Linked DNA regions of Homo sapiens: region 2 is linked to region 1. A link is an interaction called in ENCODE POLR2A ChIA-PET data of the cell type or tissue named here. Cell type or tissue: B cell. All regions are shown on one strand. Each heading gives the region's core, and the rest is flanking DNA. Links, peaks and the distances in the headings are about the cores only.

What was found. ChIA-PET counts read pairs that join two places held together with the same protein. Peaks named below come from ENCODE experiments on the same cell type or tissue, not always from the same donor. Only the 100,000 strongest peaks of a DNase experiment are listed, where the experiment ranks them.
Region 2: POLR2A ChIA-PET joins it to region 1 with 6 read pairs; 11 of 35 experiments call an interaction of 5 or more read pairs at or near these places.

Annotation. Positions count from the first base shown.
Region 1 is chr2:196,249,389-196,257,376 of GRCh38, forward strand. It overlaps HECW2 (HECT, C2 and WW domain containing E3 ubiquitin protein ligase 2), which reads right to left. Exons shown (of 29, transcript NM_001348768.2): 19 at 4,532-4,641. Among named protein-coding and RNA genes, the nearest start is that of HECW2-AS1, 6.6 kb to the right of the region's middle. In B cell, for the core only: no CTCF peak of the experiment used is centred there; no DNase peak of the experiment used is centred there.
Region 2 is chr2:196,196,354-196,204,341 of GRCh38, forward strand. HECW2 (HECT, C2 and WW domain containing E3 ubiquitin protein ligase 2) reads right to left here. Exons shown (of 29, transcript NM_001348768.2): 29 at 1-5,035. The coding sequence ends at 4,924. Among named protein-coding and RNA genes, the nearest start is that of STK17B, 29 kb to the left of the region's middle. In B cell, for the core only: no CTCF peak of the experiment used is centred there; DNase peaks (open chromatin) are centred at 4,388, 4,710 and 5,486; H3K4me3 peaks cover 1,759 bases; H3K27ac peaks cover 868 bases.

The DNA of each region.
Region 1 (7,988 bases), core at 2,624-7,623:
CAGTGAGTCAAAGTTTCCAAAGCCCCTCTCTCTTCTGCACTTGAAAATACATGTCAACGTGCTTGGAATGAGGAAAAGGGGGAAAGTTTACCAGGTTCCTAGGAATTCTCAATGAAGATCATTAAAATTTATTACTGTCATAATTTTCAAGATATTATTCTCACACCACTAAAAGGGGTGAAATTATAGTCACAAGGAGGATCAGACCACTTAAAAAAATCTGTTTGAAATGTTGCTTTCACAAAACCTTCAGGAATCCTGGTAGAAGGAGAAGCTATTTTATTCAAAGGAACAGAAGATTCCTCCAGAGGGGAAATGAGGTTAGGTAGTCCTGCCCTGGTATCATGTGGAATTTGTTATAGTGACTTCCATTGATATCAGGCTGTACAACCCAGTTTCAAGATCAAACAAAGCCCACTGAAACAGAGTAGGCCAGAAATATGGAGATGATTCTTCCTGAAAATTAAAACCACCACAAACACTGCTAGCAATTTAGATATATTTGGGTTACACAGGTCTTTGGAAAATGTTTAACTCTAAATGTAAGTTTCTAGAATGGATTTTATTGTCACCAATGATTACTCATGTGCATTTGCGATGCTAAATGAGGAAGTGAACTCAGCCACATTTAGAGTGCTCATACAGTCTTGAAGAATGTGTGCAGTCTTCAAGTGCATGCCTTTAAAGAGCACGGAAGGGGCAGCATTTGGCAATTTACCTTTTCCTCAGGGAGGAGAGGCCACACAAAAGGCCTGGAAAAGGACAGCCTTGACTGGCACGAGCAACAATCCACATGGCTTCATGTCTTTAACCATAAAACACAGGTAAAGGGATGGTCCACTTTAAACCCCAGCATAGGCTCTTACTAAGATAAAGTCCACTCTGCATGATTAAATATCTAAGCAGACAGCTCTGCAAATCAGGGTTCGTATGTTCCAGTTGTTAATGGTTCAAATGTGAACAAACTACTTCTCAGAATCAAATTTCCAGAAAGAAAGAAAGAAAAAGCGACACATTAACCTTTATTGGCTACTTGTTATGTTCCAAGCACCAAGCAAAGTGTTCTCCAAAAATAATCGTGAGAGGTGAGGTAATTATTGTTATCTCTATTTTATAGAAAAAGAGATTCAGGCTCAGGGAAGGAGGTACCCTGCCTAAAGTCAGACAGTTGCTAAAAGAATGAAATTCCCAGTTGGGAATTTCATGAAGTTTTCCCCTAAACCTTTAAACTTACCTGTAGTGTCATACACTTCTTTCAGCCTGTGTCATCAAAATAGGTGTCCCTATTTTGTTCCAAAGTTGGCCTGTGTTTCTTCCTTCAGTGTCGTGCTGCCCATGAGCCTGCCTTATTCCACAAACCACTTTCCTTCCACTCACGTCCTGTGTCCTCTGCACATGTATGCTCAACTTCCCATCCTAAAATTCCTTCCCTCTCTCTTCTCCTAACTACTGTTCTATTTTGCTTTCTTTTTACCTCCAGATTTCGTGAAAAGAGCATTTGACTTCTGCTTCAGATCCTGTATCATTCTGTCACCAATCATGATCCGGTTTATAACCTATTACTTCACAGAACCTGCTTTGGCAAAGACCATTGATAATGTCATGATTTTCAAATCTAAATGAGGCCTCTTTTCAGATCTCATCCTTCTTGATGCCCTATCCCCCTTTTGAGACAGGGTCTCACTCTGTTGCCCAGGCTGGAGTGCAGTGGCATGATCATGGCTCCCTGCAGGCTTGACCTTCTGAGCCCAAGTAACCCTCCCACCTCAGCCCCCGTGAGTAGCTGGGACTTCCTGAGCCCTTTGAGCATGTGGCTCTATTGACCACTCCTCTGTGAAACCCGGCTCCCCTGAAAAGACTTTCCTAACTCTATTCAAAATCTGTTGGCTCTCTTTCTTTCACTTGCTTCTCTGTCTCAGCTCATCCCTTAAATATTGAGGTTTCTCATGACATCATCCTCTATTTCCTCTCCTTTTCAATGACTTTCTCCCCAGTTGCTTTAGTCTATACTCTAGGTTCCAGTTGCCACCAGTACACTGAACTCCTTGCTTTCAACCTCTCCTGTGCGCCATGGCTGCCATTTCCAGCTGTCTTTGGGAATCTCCCATTGATGGCCCAAAGATTTCTCAATAAAACTTGTCCAACACCAAACTCACTCAATCTTCCAATTTGAGTCTAACCATTTCCCATTCTTGGCAGAGGGTGCTACCATCTGCCTGGTAGCCTAGGTAGTGAGGGCCTTTGAATCTTCCTTGACTCTTCCCTACCTCTACTCAAAGTCCTGATGTCTCTGCATCCTACATATCCCTTCAATTTGTTCCCTGGTCCCCATCTCCACTGCCTAGTCCAGTCTTTCATCATGTTACTCTGGCTAATGCAATGGCCTCTCTGAGAAACTGTCTCTAGTCTCTCATTTTCTAATTTATCCTCCCAATTGCCACCAGACTGATCTTTGAAAAGCAGGATATTATTGGTATTCCTCTGCTTATACATTTTCAGTGGCTTCACATGGACAATAGAATAGGGCTGGCTGGGCGTGGCAACTCACACCTGTAATACCAGCACTTTGGGAGGCCGAGGCAGGCAGATCATTTGAAGTTAGGAGTTTGAGACCAGCCTGGCCAACATGATGAAACCCAGTCTCTACTAAAAATACAAAAATTTGCTGGGCATGGTGGCATGTATCTGTTATCCTAGCTACTGGGGAGGCTGAGGCAGGAGAATTACTTGAACCTGGGAGATCACGCCACTGCACTCCAGCCTGGGCGAAGAAGTGTGACTCCGATTCAAAATAATAATAATAATAATAATAATAATAATAATAATAAGGCTTCAATGACCAACCAGCCCTAGCCTACCTTTCCAACCTGAGCTTTGAGAACTTCCCTTCCCTTGTATCTATTAACTTACTTGTATCTATTTCCTACACTACTTTCATGCTTCTGTGGCTTAGCTTATGCTACCTGATATGGTTTTTTTGGATGTTTGTTCCCTCTAAATCTCATGTTTAAATATAATCCCCAGTGTCAGAGGTAGGGCCTTGTGGGGGGTGTTTGGATCATAAGTGCAGATCCCTCATGAATGGTTTCGCACCACTCCCTTGGTGATGAGTGACCTCACAGGAGATCTGATTGTTTAAAGGTGTGTGGTACCTCCCCCCTGCTCTCTCTGGCTCCCACTCTCACCATGTGACATGCTGGCTCTCCATCACCTTCTGACATGAGTAGAAGTTTCCTGAGGCCCTCAACAGAAGCCAAGCAAATGCTGGTACCATGATTGTACAGTCTGCAAAACCATAAGCCAGTGAAACCTTTCTTTATAAATTACCCAGCCTCAGGTTTTCTTTATAGTTACACAAGAATGGCCTAACACATCACTCCCTTCACTAGAATGTCCTTCTTTCTTTGGTCCACCTGGTAAACTCCTATTCATCATTCTTCAAGGTTCCACTTCATATTTCCCCAAATACCCCATCCCCAGCCCTGAAAGAATAATTGTTCCCACAGCTGTGTTCTCATACATTTCTTCATTACAGAACTAACTACAGAGCTTCACAGAGTTATTTGTTGACTCACTGCCACACCATGAATTCTTCAAAGGAAGAAACTGTATTATTCATCTCTGTAGTCCTAGAGTCTAATTCAGTGCTTGGATCATAGTTGGATGCTCCATAAATCTGTGTTAAATGAACATATTAATACATCTTTTCCTGTTTGCAGTATCCAATTAGGCTGCATCTTCATTATCATTGCAGTATGTGAAAACACATGTTATATACCAAAGAACATACAGCAGCTTAGTGACACATATGGAGTTTGCACTTCTACTGAAATCATTTTCAGTTCTGACAGCTGTTAAAGTGTGAACAATGCACTGCCTATAATAAGGACCTATATACATCTGCTATTCTGTCAACATCATGACTGCCTTCATTTTCAAAGCTCATTTGCCAAGCTGCATTTCCTACCATTTGCTCATCCACCCATTCATCCACCCACTCACTCTTTCATTCAGGCCTATCTCTTTCAAAAAGAGATTGAATGTACACATTTCAGGTTACCTATCAACATCTTCTATCTGCCAATCCATTTCTGTTCTATCTAATGCAATTAATGAATTGCAGGAATGTCCAAGTCCATTAAACTGAACAATTTCAATTCCATATTATTTCTTGAGAGTAGAGACTTTATCTTCATTGTATATCAAAAAAGTTCTCTTCACTAGAACTTTCTAAAGTCAAAAAGCAACCTAATATTTTGTGTCCTGATATTGTATGATATAACATCATGAAAAGTAAATTCTATATCTGAGTATGTCATACCACTAATCCTCCTATTCATTATGTTTGTCAAAATGAATCCTCATGGAAATAAGCCACTCTTACGAGACAGGAAATGCACACGTGTATCTGTGCTAACACCAAAGATGTACCTGAAGTGTTCCCTTACTGTTCTGTCTTTAGGGAGGATAGAACATCTGGCTTGAAGGTTCACTCCTCAGAGAATTCACTGTGAGCAGCAGGTGGACTCACCTGGCGAGTTCTGAGGAGATGACACGGGAGAGCCACGTGGGGACTGACAGTAGCTGGGGTGGAGTAAGGCATGTGGAGGCACATACGACATTATCTCTTCTTCAAATAAGCTGGGGAAAGACAAGAAACAAAACGGGCACTTCAGCCAAAGTAGTGGGGAAAAGCCTAAATCCCAAAGGAGTAGAATATTCCATCCAAGATCCGGTTTATATCCCAAAGAGAGCATCCGCCCCCTTTCTCTTGCAGGTAATTCTTGGTACAAAATGGCTGGCTGTGGTGCTTTTTGTGAACCCTGTGGCTATTTCCCTGTTTTCCTACCAACTTTGGACAACGTGACTTTATTTTACTATTTCAACATATGAGTTTGAGTGTACATGTTTGTTTGAAAATCATACCTGGGTTTTCAGATTTGGAAACAGGATTCCAACACAAAATAGAAAATGTTTATTGAGAACCCATCATAAATATACAAAGTATGTTCTATATCCTCATTCCAAGAAATAAACAATAGGGTCTCAGCCTTCGAAGGGCTTAGGATTTAATTTGATAATTAAAAGCAAAATAAAACAAAACACCTCTTAAATAACTACAATCACAAAATAATTAGCTCCCTTGTTTACCCTGGCTACTATTTTTCACATGTGAGGATTTGGATCTTAGACCATTTAATGTCTTCTTTCTTCTCCATACTGAAATGTCTGTTTCTGATATTCTCCTAAAAGAGAGTAACCAGAGACCTGAGCTCTTTTCAGCTGTACAAGACAGTGTCAGTTTGTACTCCAATAAGACTGTAGAAACTGCAATGCCACTAAGCCCAGACAATATGAGAGTTCTTATGTATCATTAGGTATTCAGACTTTTGGACTCTTACAAATCTAATACTGTGAAATGGTATCTCATTATTTGAAACTACACTTACATTACTAGCATCTTTCCATGGGTTTATTGGCTATTCATACTTCCATTTCTATGCCTTTTCATAACCTTTATCCATTTTTCTATTGGGTTCTCTTCTTTTAAAGGCCTTCTTTATGTATCCACAATCTGGTTTCCTTTTTTTTTTTTTTTTTCTGAGACAGAGTCTAGCTCTGTTGCATGGCTGGAGCGCAGTGGCACAATGTTGGCTCACTGCAACCTCTGCTTCCTGGGTTCAAGTGATTCTCCTGCCTCAGCCTCTTGAGTAGCTGGGACTACAGGTGCGAGTCACCACGTTCAGCTAATTTTTCTATTTTTTTTTTTTTTTTTTTTTTTAGTAGAGATGGGGTTTCACCATGTTGGCCAGGTTGGTCTCGATCTCCTGACCTCATCATGATCCGCCTGCCTCGGCATCCCAAAGTGCTGGGATTACAGGCGTGAGCCACTGCGCCTGGCTGATCTCTTTGTTTTACATGTTGTAAATCTATTCTTCCAGTTGATTATCTTTCTTTATGCCTTTATATGTGGTATCTTTCATTATATCCATTTAAAAATATTTATGTAGCCAAATTTATCAATCATTTCTTGTATGAGCTCTGATAGAGGTATATTTTTTACATGAATTGAGTTAGTGAAAAGATACATGAAACACAAAAATCAATAACAAATTAAACAAGGTCATTTAAAAATTATTGGGTTTTAAAATAGCCCTATTGGAAAATAACTTTACATGCGTTTATTCTGAATTGAATAATGTCCTAGAGCAACACTATCTCTACATTGCAGCTTACTGATAAGTCAATTTGTACCAGGAGTGATTTTTCCTTTTTAAGAAATCAGACAAAACATTAAAATAGACACAAAGGCTTCCATTATGTAAGTGACAAGTATGCTGACTGAAGTTTGTAGTCACCAATTCAAATCATTCCAATTCCAAAGTGAAATAAAAAATAAAGGGCTGAGCGCTGTGGCTCACACCTGTAATCCTAGCACTTTGGGAGGCCGAGGAGGGCGGATTGCCTGAGCTCAGGAGTTCTTGTCCAGCCTGGGCAACACGGTGAAACCCCGTCTCTATTAAAATACAAAAAATTAGCCGGGCGTGGTGGCTTGCACCTGTACTCCCAGCTACTCAGGAGGCTGAGGCAGGAGAATTACTTGAACTCAGAGGGTGGAGGTTGCAATGAGATGAGATCTCACCACTGCACTCCAGCCTGGGCAACAGAGCGAGACTGCACCTCAAAAATAAATAAATAAATAATTGAGGACATGAATAAAACCCCAAATTTTTCAATAATCACTAATTATATTACTTATTAAGCATGTACATATAATACATTGTGTTGTTTACTATTATTAAAATAATAAACACATGTGATCACCCACATGAAAAGCCTAGAATTTAATGACATCATTTGTATACAATAATTATAGAACTATTATATGTAAGAAAATTTCTCACACTTCTCCAAAGGCCCATTAGCTTTACAGAACCTGCTTATTTTCCCAAAGAGGAGAAAATGCAGCCTTGCTCTTTATGTATGAATGAGTTCTGAATTATTTGAATTCAAATACATTTGAATTCTACTACTTAACACATAGAAACTCATGCAAACTGTTGTGTTATCAAAGTACAAATATTATAAGCTATAGTAAAATAAATTTAAGACTATACCATCTAAATATTATTTAACTATGGATAGGTGAATGATAATTATGACTTCTGTTTTTACTAATTCCCAAAGCAGAATTCTTAGTTTAAAAGAAAAAAACCTTAGCTTTCTATAGTGAAGAAAAAGAGCATATCCTGGCCAGAATTCTGTTAACAGAAACTTCAACTATTTTATCACCAACCAAACCATGATAGAAACATCACACTCTAACGTTAATTGACCAGTAGTCTTCCTGACCACCTAGCATACTATATGCTGGTTTCACAACTGGCTCAATACCACAGGAGAGAGGCCACCCATTAGGTTGAGAAGCTACCCCCACCATAGGTCCTATTCAGAGTCAACTGAAGTGAAGTATCTATAGAAAGTGAATATATCCCTTTGAGTTATGCTTTGACTACACACAAAGAAAAATAATTTTCTGACAACAATCACATGGGAGGTCAGAAATATGGCAACAAATATGGCAACTATGGAATGGAGAATTAGAAATGGTCAGGGTCAAGATCATCATGAATACTTGAATGAGGTTATTAGCACTCAGGGATAAACAAAACCTTGCCTGAAAGGCTCAGTATGCTGTTCCTTTTAATTCTCTGGAGGTTACAGGGATGAGCGTCCCAACCACTGGGTAGAGCAAAGCATTATTTTACTATGGCTTGCCTACATTTGAGGGATAATAAAAAAATGAGAAAGTCTTTTGAAAACTTGCCAGTTTCCTTTCTAAACTACTCTAAAATTTAAAACCAAAGCTGATTTAACCATTGGAGGGTGAGGGGCGGGGGTGAAAATAATTGGTCAGTTTTATGAAGGGCTATCAAGTTGGCAATGAGTAGCATAGACCAAATGTCAACTTTCTGATCTGATTTCCC
Region 2 (7,988 bases), core at 1,380-6,379, 54 kb before region 1:
TAATTTGGAAAACACAAATGAATGGGAAAGAAACTAAGTTTTTGAAAATTAGAGTCTAAAAGTGACATTCTCATCAAACTCACGGCAGTAAGATGGAAGTAAAATGGCTAAGGTCCAGAGTGCTGTCCCTCACCTACTAAATCAGAAAGCAGACAAAACAGAGCAAGGCCCAGAGGCTCACGTCTGTAATCCCAGCACTTCGGGAGGCCAAGGTGGGAGGACTGCTTGAGCTCAGGAGTTCAAGACCAGCCTGGGCAACGTGGCAAAACCCTGTGTCTACAAAAAATATAAAAAAATTAGCTGGGCATGGTGGTGCATGCCTGTAGTCCTAGCTACTCGGAGGCTGAGGTGGGAGGCTGGCTTGAGCCTGGAAGGCAGAGGTTGCAGTGAGCCAAGATCATGCCACTGCACTCCAGCATGGGTGACAGCCAGACCTTATCACAAATAAACAAAAACAACTGCCAGCATGGTGGCTCACACCTATAATTACTCCTAGCACTTTGGGAGGCCAAGGCGGGCGGATCGCTTGAGCTCAAGAGTTTGAGACGTGCCTGGGCCTTGTCTCTACAAAAATACAAAAATTAGCCAGGTGTGGTGGTATGCGCCTGTAGTCCCAGTTACTCAGGAGGCTGAGGTGGGAGGATCGCTTGAGCCTGGGAGGTGGAGGTTGCAGTGAGCTCATGTGCCACTGCACTCCAGCCTGGATGACAGAGCCAGACTGTCTCAAACAAACAAACAAAGAAAGCAAAAGGCCCTGAAACTGAGACTCAGTTTGGAGATTAGACCACATTCTTCTTATGCATGTTTTTATTATGCAGGGTTACAGATACCTCTTAATAATGGCATTGCATCATTTCACATAAATACGGAGTTTCCTGAATAAGGTTAAATTGAACAGACTCCTATCTTCATTATAAGATATTTGCCTTGTTAGAAGTGGTCCAATCATAAATAAAATTTGTGAATTTTATCACTGGAACTCAGCTATTAGGGCTTACTAGATCCATCCCTATTAAAAATTTAAAAATAAAATAAGGCTTCTGATTAATGTTTTCCATTATCTTGTTTCCAAATAATACTTGAGAAAATTAAATGACTATTCTGTATAAATCCATCAAAAGCAATCACATTTTGCCTTCTGTTTTTTAAATTTCTCATGTCAAGTCATGAAATGCAAATAAGTCTACGGGGAAATTTTTTCCATGAATATACTAATTTCTTTATGGACTTTTCAGAAGGTGTCATATTTTAAATGTATCTGTTTAAGAAAGTGAGAGTTTGGAGGAAGCATCTTGGAAACCTCACTGAATGTGGAATATACTGGTACAAACATTAGTCTCCACATTTCTCAAGATGAAACACAGAATTGTGACTATGAAGTAATGAAACTGATGCCACAAGCCATCCATGAAAATCAGCCACAACCCAGATGGAACATGATGCTTGTACCCTACAAAGTGCGTGAGGAGCTAAACGGACGATGTACCTGACAGCACTTTGAAACTATAAAGCACTATGCAAGCATATTCTACCATTTCTTTCAAACACTTGAATGCATTTTTACCATTTCTGATTGTTGCACAGGTAAAACAGATTTTCCTTTATTTATTGCAGAATTTCTGCTAAATTATAAACGCAATATATGCTAGAAAATTGTGACCATACTTCTTTGACCAAGATCCATTCATTTTGTGCACAAGAAAAATGTTTTGACCCCAGAAGTGGTTTGGGCTCAGGGATTGGGATTTTTCACACTGAAAACCAATGGTGCATTGTAGAATAGATGAAGGGAAACAGGGAAACTTTCCCTGTTTTGGCATTTCACTGATAATTTCAAAATCTTTGAGTTGCTCCTTCACAGATCAGCTCCCTACACACTTTACACTCTCGTTGTGTAAGTGCATCCTGGCTTCAACACTTGACCAGTATTGACATACTATTACTTGCCATTGCTTCCCAATAGAAACAGCATTGATGTAATTTTTTTTAGCCACACTATCATCTATATATGAAGCCATTATTGAATCTCCCAGATGGAAAAAGCTGTTCTCTTCTCTCTTCATTCCTTGATTGTAGAACTTACCAAATTTTATTAAAAACACTTTTTTGAACCTTGGAGTCTACTCTACTACACTGTGAGCTGAGCTTTTCAAAGGCAGATTTAGACTCTTGTAGCTCCATCGTCAAACAAACATCAAACTGGCACAGAGGGAATGCCAATGATGTGCTTGTTCTCTCATCTAAGAGATGTTCTGCATACATATATGATGTATTAAGAGTGTCTTCTATAGTATAAAGAGCATCACTTAAAATAAGACCAGAAAGCCTAGTTATCTGGGTTCACAGTCCAGAAGAAAATATTTATGGATATTTCTAATTGTAGAGTACATGAAAGTCTAATTTATTCTGTGGAAATGTTATTTAATATTTTATATAGTTATTACTGGCTGTTTTGTTTTACTAAGAAAGAATAATAGATAAGTTAGCATGGTGTTCTGATATGATAAGTACATCTTTGATAATTCCCAATCTGAGAACAGTATCAACTAGATGATTATACTAATTAAGAATGTCTACATACATTAAAGTGTACTGTTATTTGGGAAAAAGTTGGATGCCTTAATAAAGAAATATATTTGTTAGAAATAATTAAAGAGATACATTTTATTTCAAATATCTTTTACCTAATAATATGAAATACCATAACTAAATGTCTCAAACCAAAATGAAGGATAACATGGTCTTTGAATGTATTTTTGAAAGAAATGCAACCTTTATCTGCTGCTTGGAGAATGCCAGCCCTGAAACATCTTGTATACCATCAAATATGTGACTTAAAAAAAAGTGTGTTATACTACTTTTCCTTATAATGAAAAGAATACAAACAAGTGAAAAGTTTGCAAAATTAAATATATACTTGTATTCATGATCAATAAGTACAAACTAACATTTCCAGTTAAAAGTTTTTCTTTTTTTCTCTTCCAATTATAGAATACAGAGAGCTCTTCCTTTCTTATTTCCAGATTTCTATAACCCTTTTTCAGAACATTTCTTCACACTGCAGTACGTGCCTTTAGTGCAGGAGTGTAACATAAGTGGTATTCCTCTTGAGGGTCCCAGTAGTAAACATAGCTTAACTCACAGGAGAGCAATCAGTTCTTACAAAACACCTATGAAAACTATGCATATGACCTCTATAAAATGTAAGATTGCCAACATCCCATAATAGGAATTCCATGGCTGCTTATAAATATAGATCTCAAAGAAATGTTTGGGCAATGCCTGTAAACCCATAGGCTGGCAAACCATATGTCAATCCAATGCTTTTATGACCCCCAATTTAACTTCACTCTATTGAAAATCTGATTAGTCAAGAAATAAACAAAGATGTGGAGTAATCCCAAAAGCAATTAAAATGAAGAATACCTTCTCATAAAATTAAGCAGAAGTAAGACTAGTGATGTCATGCAGTTTTGGAGATGCCATAGAAAAACTGTCTCTTAATATTAATAAGAAAATTATGCATCAGTGAAAATGCAGGCTTAGAAATATAGTTCTGAGTTTCAATTTGTGGTGTCTTCACTGATGAGGGAAAATGGAATTCTTACTACTGATCTCTTCAGTGTTGCTGATGGCTCCTTAACTGAGCTTAGTGTTTAATGATGCTGTACAAATAAAAAGCAGTGGGGGAAATACGAAATATCTGTATTAAATGCCATCCTGTAAAGTATTTGATGGATGGAAGAGAGTCTAATGCATTTTAAATAAATGCATATCATACTATCACATATAGTGAATCTTAAAAAATTATTACTTAGATGCACAGTCCTTGTAGTGGTAGACACGGCACTGTGAAGGAAGTTTGATTTAGAAGCTATTTTCTATTATACTTCTCAAGTGATGGAGTTGCTGTTAGTCATATTGTAATGTCCCTTCACCTTTGGTACATTCAGTGCAAAATATTTGGGGAATTTTTTTTACCTTTATAAAAATAAAAGGCCCTTTTGTTTCCTTGAGAGTGCTTAAAAGGATACATATTAGCATGATGCCCGAGTATGCATGGAACATGAAAATGGAATGAGTGATACATACAGCATGATAGGTAGGTTCTTATATACATCTTAAAGAACATAAACATAATGAACCTACAAAAAATAAACAGAACTCACTGTGTACTTTTTCCTGATATGCTGTGATTAATTGCTAGTTATTTTAAAATTGTTTTCATGCATTATAAAGCATAAAATCTGTCATTAGTAATTCACTGAATAATGGTTTGTCTTTAGCCATAATTACACACATACCACTTGCATATACATTGTCACAGACCATCTTATTGCAAATCTGTAAAGGTACCTCATATTGACTTGGTTTCATTTTCACTCATGTCCCATGAAAGCGGAAACCTATGGTGCACACCATGCAGGCACTCATAAGCAAGAAATGAATATTCTGTTATAACTTAGGGCTTAAATGAATGTACTTTCAGGAAATATATTTACTTTTATTATATTATTTAACTTGCTCTAATTTGGAGATTGGGCCAAATGCTGCCAGTTTGGCTTGAACCACGTTCAAGGGTAAGTTTCAAGATTCTCCTGAGTCCCTAAAAATTACCGTGGAGCTGATCATGTATGGGTTCATCTTTGTCTTGGAACATAACAAATGGAAAAAGTTTGGCAGTCAAGAACTGTTGATTGAAAGACGGTTGGGTTGTTCCCTGGGCATCAAGCTCACCCAAATCCTTCCAAGAGGACTCATCTCCAGTCCCCAAATGTGACAGAGCACTTGTTCCTGGAAAACAACAGCACATAGCTTTATCCTAAAGGAAGCATCCTCTTGAAACTTCCAATGTTCAATCATTCTTCTAGAAGGCAGCTTCTGAACCTGCCTGTCCACAGAGATGGGCATTCAGCTTCCAGGTCACTCAAGTCCAAAAGTACTGGTTTCTTCAACTGCTGTCAACAGTTTTTCATAAAGCATGGAAAAGGATGGGTAGGGAGGCAGATCCAGACGGTTAAAACATGTATGCGCTCTGAAAACACAAGAAACAGCACATAGTTTAGAACAGGCCGAGTGAAATGAAAATGTGTGTGGTGTGTGTGTGTGTGTGTGTCTGTGTGTGTATGACTGTCTTTCACATTCAAATTTATTTGTTGCCAATTTTCACACTCCTTTTGAAAAATCTTTGAAAACATTTTGACCTTAAAAATTCAGAACTGAATTTCTCTAAGGAAAAGAGGATATTTAAAAAAATATTTTATTTACATTTCACCACCATTTAAAAGCTATATTACATATAAATGACCATTTATTGAGTGGTCTAAGGATTACAAAGACAAGTTTGGTTTTTGTTTCTCTTTTGATGCTAGATTTTTTTTTTAATACACGGACATAAGGCCTTGCAAAGTAGTTCATTTTGAGTTGGCATATGCCTGGGTGTCTCTTCGATACTCTGTAGTTATGCATTTTTTCATTTTCTTGGACAGGGAAGAGGAGCCAGTGTCTCTGAGGGCCTGCCTCATGGCTTAGAGTCTTGGGAAATTCCCTGGCTGGACTTTTCTAAGTCAGTAGGCCATTGTTACTTCTTTGAATCCTGTGCTAAAATTTGCTTTCTCCCAATTCACAATAACAAAATAAGCAATTTAAATCATTACATTAAGTATTCTTTTTTAGAAATACTTCTTTTGCCAAGATAGGAAAAAAATATGTTTTCCTGTTATTTGCATCTGAATCACAATAAAAAATAGACAGTCTCCAAATAGTACATCTTATCAGGAAGCAAATCTGCACTTTTGACATGAAATAGGAAACATTCTATTCTGAATGTACAACAGCTTGTTTGGGGGACCTACATAACTTTGACTTAAAAAAAATACTCCTGAATAAGAAATTTTAGGAACTATGATTATTAACAAGCTATTTCTACAAAGTCACATGTCTATACTTTTACTCTGATAAATCCCTTTTCCTTATGAAATAAATATAATTAATATTCCTGGATGCAGTGTAATGTAGTGGGAAGACCAGAGATTTGCAGTTGGACATATTTGGGTTTGGATTCTAGCTCTATCAACAAGTGTGTGATTTGGAGTGAGTTATTAAAACTCTGAGCCCGTATTTCTCACCTTTAAAAGGGTGGTTATATAACTTGTCTGAGAAGGATGTGAGGATTAAGTGAAATAACAGAAACATGCTTAATAGAATGACTGGCTCATAGTGTTTGACCAATTAATAATAGAGGTATTGTTAGCTACATTTCATTACTATCAACAAGATTTGACTCTAATTGCCTTCAGTGAATTGCCACAAATAGTAATGACCCATGAGAATGATGAGATAATAAAGGGATAATAAAGCAGGTGTGTGGCCACATGGCTTATTAAAAACAGGAATGTGAACAGGATCTGTTATATTGTAAGAATACAGATAGAGTATTCCTTATCCAAAATGCTTGGCACCAGAAGTGCTTTGGATTTCAGATTTCTTTGGAATTTGGAATATTTGCATATATATAATGAGATATCTTGGGGAATGGGACCCAAGTCTAAACATGAAATTCATTTACGTTTCACATGCACCTTGTATACACAGACTGAAGGTAATTTTATACCATATTTACATAATTTGGTTCATGAAACAAAGTTTTGACCGCGTTTTTGACTGCACCCTGTCATATGAGGTCAGTTGTGAAATTTTCTACTTGTGGCATCATGTTGGCACTCAAAAAGTTTTGGATTTTGGAGCATTTTAGATTTAAAATTTTTTGACTAGGGATACTCCAACTGTATGAGTTTTAGGGTATAGAGATAGTACCGACTCACCCACTCCTAGTACTGTAAACTCTGGGATATATTGGTGGAAATCATCTAATGAATCTTTGCAGGCAAACCCTTTTTTGATACAATAAGCATTTCAGAATTGCATTTGATATCCTTAGACTGGAACGCAAATTGAGCCTCAAGAAAAGGTTTTACTTATTTAAAAATTCAACTTGTATACTACACTAGAGTCCTAGCAGTGGTTTATAATCTATCATCTGTGAAACACTGGAATAAAAATATTAAATAAAGATTTATCTCTGTTCCAGGGGTAGGGGAGGAAGAAGCAGAAAAGTAGAATACGTTTTGAATATAATTCTATGCCAAACTGTGTGTGTCAGACAAATAACATTTATTATCCTATTAGACTAACAGATGACACCACAATACTATTTTACAATTTTCATTTCTTTGGTTACCAATAAGGTTGAGCATCTTTCCCCCATGTCCTCTTGCTTTTTACATTTCCTGTTTTGTGATCCATATGTTCATCTCTCTTGCCCGATTAACTTTTCAGTATTTTTATTGTGATAAAATATACATAATATAACATTTACCATTTTAACTATATTTAAGTGCACAGTACCATGGCATTAGTACACCTACGTTATTTTGCAACCATCATCACTATCCATCTCCAGAACTTCTGCATCTCGCAAAACTGAAATCTGTATCCATTAAATAGTAACTCCCATTTCCTCTCCCCCTAGCCCCTGGAAACCACCATTCTACTTTGTGTCTCTATGAATTTCACTACCCTATGTACTTCATATAAGTGGAATCTTAAAATATTTGTCTTTTGTGATTGGCTTATTTCACTTAGCATATTTTAAGGTTGATGTTGTAGCATGGGTCAGAATTTCCTTCCTTTTTAAGGCTGAATAATGTTCCATTGTATGTATATACCACATTTTCTTTATTCATTCATCCATTAATGAACAGGAGTTTTTTTCCTACCGTTTGGCTATTGTAAATAATGCTCCTATGAACATGAGTGTACAATTATCTGTTTAAGTCCTCCTTTTCAATTTTTTGGGGGATATACACAGAAGTGCAACATCATATTGCATTTTTCATAGTGGCTGCAACATTTTACATTTCCATCAACAGTGCACAAGGGTTCCAATTTCTCTACATCCTCACCAACACTTATTTCTTGTTTTTTGT